2 separate regions of the Homo sapiens genome follow, and region 1 is linked to region 2. The links are chromatin contacts, found by Hi-C in ENCODE. All regions are on one chromosome and are shown on one strand. Each heading gives the region's core, a stretch centred on a gene start or an enhancer-like site at or near the end of the contact. The rest is flanking DNA. Distances are from core to core; before and after follow the strand shown.

What was found. Hi-C counts contacts between places; a loop is a spot of excess contacts on that map. Pooled maps may share reads with other maps.
Region 1: a pooled map shows a loop between it and region 2 (2.3-fold over the local background). The contact joins two enhancer-like sites. A Hi-C loop is called at or near these places in 20 of 37 single-sample maps with no recorded cell type and 5 of 50 pooled maps.

The regions. Positions count from the first base shown.
Region 1 is chr5:68,423,146-68,426,583 of GRCh38, reverse strand. It overlaps LOC105379013 (a long non-coding RNA gene), which reads left to right. Exons shown (of 5, transcript XR_007058804.1): 5 at 1-272. Among named protein-coding and RNA genes, the nearest start is that of PIK3R1, 210 kb to the right of the region's middle. Within about 2 kb of position 1,308, at least 8 of the 41 ENCODE cell types and tissues checked have a DNase peak (open chromatin) inside an H3K27ac peak, as active enhancers do.
Region 2 is chr5:68,139,997-68,143,328 of GRCh38, reverse strand. No RefSeq gene overlaps it. Among named protein-coding and RNA genes, the nearest start is that of LINC02219, 48 kb to the left of the region's middle. Within about 2 kb of position 1,713, at least 2 of the 41 ENCODE cell types and tissues checked have a DNase peak (open chromatin) inside an H3K27ac peak, as active enhancers do.

The DNA of each region.
Region 1 (3,438 bases), core at 59-2,558, 280 kb before region 2:
TATAAACACGGTGTAAGGAGCCTGACTGTCTGAGATTGTATTGTGCCGAGCCTAAGTTAGCCACATGGATGGACAGAAGCCATGTGGAGGAGCACCAAGGCACCACACAGGTGTGGGAATCCTCCTTAGATCTTGTAGCTCAGCTAGCCACCACCTGACTATAGCTGAGCGAGTGACCCAGCCATCCTCACTGGAACAGAAGAGCCAGCTGAACCCTGCCTGAATTCCTATGCCACTGATTATGAGAAGGAGTAAATTATTGTTTTAAGCCACTAAGTTTTGGAGTGTGGTTTGTTTCACAACAATAGATAACAAAACGATCATATTCTTACAGTTTGGTAATTAACCCTAGAGACAAACATATTTATCAAGATTTCTCTCTTTACATGATGGCACCTTAAATGTGAAAAACAAAATTCTGATGGTCAAGAGTATGTAGTCAATGAAATCTGACGGCTAGGCTAAGCCCAGAAAACAATGAGGCAGCCACAACAAATTAACAAAGTATTATTTTTAAAAATTTATTTTTGAGACAGGATCTCACTCTGTCATCCAGGCTGGAGTACAGTGGTGGAATCTCAGCTCACTGCAGCCTCAACTTCCTGGGCTCAAGCAATCCTCCCGCCTCAGCATTCCAAGTAGCTAGGACTACAGGCACTCACCACCATGCCCTGTTAAGTTTTGTATTTTTTTATAGAGACGGGGTTTCACCAGATTTCCCAGGCTCATCTTGAACTCCTGGACTCCAAGAGATCCTCCTGCCTCAGCCCTCCAAAGTGCTGGGAATTCAGGCATAAGCCACTATGTCAAGCCCAAAGTATCGCCTTAAAAGAGAAGTTGCATACAGTACAGAAGACTTAGAGTGGGAGGTATTTTACAATAATCAGGAATCTATGCACAGGTAATGTTTTTTACCTCTTCCTTTGGCAAAAGTTTTATCCCTTCCAGCCTTTGGAGTTCTTTCTTTAGCTGTATCTGACAGCTTCTCTGTTACCCTCTTCCCTTTTATTATTGGGGGCTGGATGCCTGGAAACCACATTTTCCAGCATCTTTGCCAACAGAGTTCCAGATCATATACTGACATGAGATTAAGAAGGTACAAGAGAGGTAGAAGCCACATAATGCTACTCTGCAGAAGAGAGCAAATGTGTGGGTTTCAGCAAATACCAGATTTTGTATTGGCTCCCCGACATCTCCCTGTGAATCATCAACGTCAGTGTTAGAAACAGATGATACCATCACCAGCAGTTTCCTGTAGTCCCTGAAACCTTCTGTCTCTGAAAGCTAGCAGCAAATTTGAAAGTTTGTGGCTTTCCCTGAACTTCCTTCCTTGAACTTTCACCCTTGACCTTTCATAGCCCTTACAGAAGTTTTGTATGCATCCACTTCCTTGTATTAAGTTCTTTTCCTGCCTGAAATACCTAGAGTGGTTTCTGTTTTCCCTTCCTACTTCTGATTATATAAGTCCAAATCTCATTTAGACTTAATGAAAGTCAAGATACAGAATTTCTCTTTACACACACATATGCATTTTACAAACAGCTACAGACCTCCATAAAATGTGCAATGTTAGGCCAGGTGTGGTGACTCATGCTTGTAATCCCAGTGCTTTGGGAGATTAAGGTGGGAGGATTGCTTGAGGCCGGGAATTTGAGACCAGCCTGGGCAACATAGCTAAACCTCGTCTCTACAAAAAATAGAAAAAATTAACGAGGCACAGAGGTGCATGCCTGTAGTGCCAGCTGCTTGAGAGGCTGACGTGGGGGGATCACATGAGCCTGGGTGTTCAAGGCGCAAATTTTATTTAAAAAAAAATAAAATTTGAAACAGAAATACACATAATACAGCATAAAGGGGGATGCATATGGAGGAATCATAGAATGGAAATAAGAATTAATAAAAGATATAGTTGAGGCTCTATGGAAAGGGAAAATTAGTATTTTTCCTTCCAGTTAATCAAAGTTTTATAGGTAGGGTTACCAGATTTAGCAAAGAGACAACAGGTTACCTAGCTAAATTTGAATTTCAGATAAACAATATTGTAGGCAGAATAATATTCCACAAAAGATATTTATGTTCGAATCCTTGGAACCTATGACTATATTATGTTACTTGGCAAAAGGGACTTTCAGATGTGATTAAAGATATGAACCTTGAAATGGGGAGAATAGCCTGGATTATCCAGGTGGGCCAAATCTAATCAAATAAGGTCTTAAAAGTGGACAACTTTTGCCAACTGCAATCAGAGAGAGATCTGACTAAGGAAGAAGGATCAGAGAGATGTAACATTGCTGGCTTTGATGATGAGGAACAGGCCATGAACCAAAGAGTGTGGGTGGCCCCAGAAGTGGGAAAAGGCAAGAATACACATTGTCTGCTAGCACCTCCAGAAAGGAATGGGGGCCTGCCCTGTTGACACCTTGATTTTAGCGCAGTGAAATGCGTATTAGACTTCTGAACTACAGAACTGTAAGGCAATAACTTTGTGTTGGTTTAAAGCCACTAAGTTTGTGATAATTTACTAGAGCAGCAATAGAAAATGAATACAAGCAACAGAGAATTTTTTAGTATGTTTGGTCCATGAAATATTTAGAACACGCTTATCCTAAAAATTATTTCTATTTTGAAGTTAAAATTTGACTGAATACTGTATTTTACCTGGCAATCCATTTTATAGGAACCTGAGATTCCAGAGCTCTTGTACATCTCTGCCTCTATCTATCTATTCATTTCTATATCAGTTTGGGGAACTTACTATGTTGCAGGCAGTAAAAATAGGCAATTTACCTATGGTATTTCATCTAACTCTCACAACTCTTTGGTGTAGGCACTAATTATTGTGCCTGTCTTATAAACAAGGTAACTGAGTCTATGCAAGGTTAAAGAGTTTGTTCGAGGTAGTACAGTGGAGGAGCTGGGGGTGGCTCGGGTCTGTCTGAGTGCAAAGCCCATGCCGCTAAGCTCTGTGTCTACCTGGCTAGGCTGTCACTTCATTCCTCAGTTTGCTTTCATTCCCAGGGCCCCAAAAGTTAGCCTCTATTGTTGCTTCCACATTCTCCCCACCCACTCTCTCCCATAGACCAGTCATCTGATATCTGTCCCCACCTCTTTACAACAGGGAAACTGCTTTCTCAAAGGTCACCGATGGCCTCTAATCTGCCATCATTTCTTAGTCATCCTTCTCTTGACCTTCTCTGTAGCATGTGGCTTTGTCGTCTCCCTCCCCACACATGCACCGAGCTTTTCTCTTGTACTTCTCTGAATCTCTGATTATTGCTTCTGTCTGCTTACTCATCTCATTCTCCACAGTGGTATGGGAAGCCTGGTTCTGTTCTTCCTCACTCTCATTTTCTCATTTTAAAACTCCCTTGGAAATCTCACTCATGGTCAGGCTTCAACTTCCATCTCTGCTGATGATGCCCCAATGTTACCTTCAGG
Region 2 (3,332 bases), core at 464-2,963:
GATTCTTATAGTTTGAGATCTTACATTTAAATCTTTAATCTATCTTGAGTTAATTTTTGTGTATGGTAAAATGTAGAAGTTTGATTTCATTCTTCTGTATATGGTTAGTCACTGTCCTAGCACCATTTATTGAATGGGGAGTCCTTTCCCCACTGCTTATTTTTGTTGCCTTTGTTGAAGATCAGATGGCTGTAGGTATGCCGCTTTCTTTCTGAGTTCTCCATTCTGTTCCATCGGTCTCTGTGTCTGTTTTTATACCAGTACCATGCTGTTTTGGTTACTGTAGCCCAGTAGTATAGTTTGAAGTCAGGTAGCACGATGCCTCCAGCTTTGTTCTTTTTGCTTGGGATTGTGTTGGCTATTTGGGCTCTTTTTTTGGTTTCATATGGATTTTAGAATAGTGTTTTCTAGTTCTGTGAAGAATGACTTTGTTAGCTTGATAGGAATAGCATTGAATCTGTAGATTGCTGTATAACTATTGTAATGATATTGATTCTTCCAAACCACGAACATGGAGTATTTATCCATTTGTTTATGTCATTTATGATTTCTTTCAGCAGTGTTTTGCAGTTCTCCATGTGGAAATCTTTAATCTCCTTGGTTAGATATGTTCTGAGGTATTATTTTTTTGTGTGTGGCTATTGAAAATGGAATTATGTTTTTTTTTTGGCCCTCAGCTTGAGTGTTATTGGTGTTTAGAAATAGTACTGATTTTTGCTCATTGACTTTGTATCCTAAAACTTTACTGAAGTCATTTATCAGTTCCAGAAGCCTTTTGACAGAGTTTTCAGAGTTTTCTAGATATAGAACCATAACCTCCACAAAGAGAGATAATTTGACTTCTTTTCCTTTCTTTCTCTTGTCTGATTGCTCTGGCTAGGACTTTTTTTTTTTTTGAGTCTGAATCTCACTGTCACCCAGGCTGGAGTGCAGTGGTACAATCTTGGCTCACTGCAACATCTGCCTCCCAGGTTCAAGCGATTCTCCCACCTCAGCCTCCCAAGTAGCTGAGATTATAGGTACCCACCAACATGCCCAGTTAATTTTTGTATTTTTAGTAGAGACAGAGTTTCACCATATTGTCCAGGCTGGTCTCAAACACCTGACCTCAGGTGATCCTCCTGCCTTGGCCTCCCAAAGTGCTGGGATTACAGGTGTAAGCCATGGTACCCAGCCCCTATTTTGCTTTTGATAAGATTAGCTAATGGGGCTGTCTCAGAAAAAAAAAAAAAAAAAAAAAAAAAAAAAAAAAAGACTAGCTAATGGGCTCTCTTTTATTGTTTTTCTTGTTCTTGGCTTTATTTATTGATTTTATAATACTTTTGGTTTTATAATTAATTGACTCATGCTTTTATTTTCACTTAGTCTTTCCTTGGGTTTCTTTGATAGTTCATTTTCTAAATTTTTGAATTATGTACTTACTTCTTTCTTATTTATTAATATTGTTAAAACAATTAATTGGGAGGCCATTAGGCTGAGATGGTGCCAGCGCCTGGGGTTCCTATGTAGACAAACCAAAACCCAATCCCATGTACATAGTAAAATGAAAGTTACACTAGTTACACTTAACCAGTCAGAAACTGCCAACCGACCTCTAAGTAGGGACTTTCCACTGGATCAGACCCAAATAAGACAAATACCGAGCTATAACCAATCAAGTAATTTGATTATTTTGCTTCTCAATTCAGCCTATAAAGGCCTGCAGCTCATGCAGGTTCAGTGGAGCTGTCTCAACCTCTTCCGGTTTTGAGTGTTCCTGATTCATGAATCATTTAATGCTAAAATAAACTCTGTTAAATTTGTTTTGTCTAAACTTTTCCTTTTAACTACATAAATATAAAATTTCCTCTCAGCATTGCTTTAATTATATTCCATAGATTCTGCTATGTTGTGTTTTATTATCTGCATTTTTCAGTTTCTGATTTGACTTATTCTTTGTTACAAGAATTTTTCAGTTTCTGGAATGTAGGGTATTATTTTTCTTGCTTTGTTTCATTTTCTAGTTTTTAACATTAAAATCTAGTTTATTTGTGATCAGGCAACTGAAAAAAGTGCTTAGCAGGAGAAACATCTTTAAATTTCTCTGAAGGCTAGATATCTCTGGAGTGAAAGTGTGTGTGTGTGTTTGCATGTGTGTATGTGTGTACATGTGTGCAGGGGCAGAGTATGGTGGGGGAAGAGATGCTGTAAGAATTTCTTGTTCAGAATCACTTCCTTGACCCCTTTTCCTCTTCCTTGAGGAGAACATGAAGAGAGAAAGGAGGTTAGAAAAGGGGTGAGACATGTAGAGTGGTTGTTGGTGCAACAACAGTGGATTTAAGGGTTGACCAGGTAAGGCTTTTGTAGTGACAGGAACTGAATCTCTGGAGACAGGCTTAGTACTGTTTAGCTAACCACTAGGCTTTCATGTTGCTGGTGGGGGAGTTGAAGGGGTTTTGGGCAAGGCCAGAGTTGAACTGCTCCACTAGAAAAGGTTGGTAGACATATGCAAGGGAAAAAAATAGAAGAATCAGCTAGAAGCAGGAGAAATCCGTCAGGAAAGAATCAAAATGTTTCATGATATTGTGATGAGTTCTACTCTGTGGAGGATGATTCTCTGGTTTTCTTCAGAGTCTTCAGTAAAAGATCAATTTTTTTTTCATTGTTGTGTGGTGAGGTTGGACCTTTTGGAAGGACTTATCATTATCAGCTGGGGATGATTTCAGATTGTCTTAGGGGTGAAAGCGGAGGCTGTCCATGGAAGCTACTTTGCCTGGGTGAGGCATTTAAGATCTTGATATAAAAAATGTGGACCTGTAGCCCAAGGCATGAGGGAAGAGCTCAGAGTGGAGGGCTGTGAGAACCTGAATCTGGCTGCGGTTTTCCCACTTTCTGTGGGCTACGGGGGAGACTGCTGACATTGTTTTAATATTGTTAAAACAATATTTTAACAGTATTGTTTGAATATTGTTGAAGATCTCAATTCTTCAGGAAAAAAATTTATGTGATAATAGCTTACCCTCCATCTCTTTATGAAATACTGCAAGAATTCAGAGCTCTGGATAGGGTCGATGCACCTGGGTTTACTGCTGACTCTGCTATTTAATTTTGACCTTGGTCAAGTTACCTAATCCTTCTAAGAATCAATGTCCTCCCATGTTAAATTAGAATAATAATGTTGCTTGCTTCACTGAGTTGTGGTGATGATTAAGTGAGATAATCCAAATAAACTTGTTTATCAGAGTGCCTGATAAGCAGCATATGCTCCCAACCACTGGTATCTTAAGCAAGCAAACTGCTAAATGAAGGAATAAATGACCAAGAATACAAGGAGACCTGGTCCAGGCTGAGTG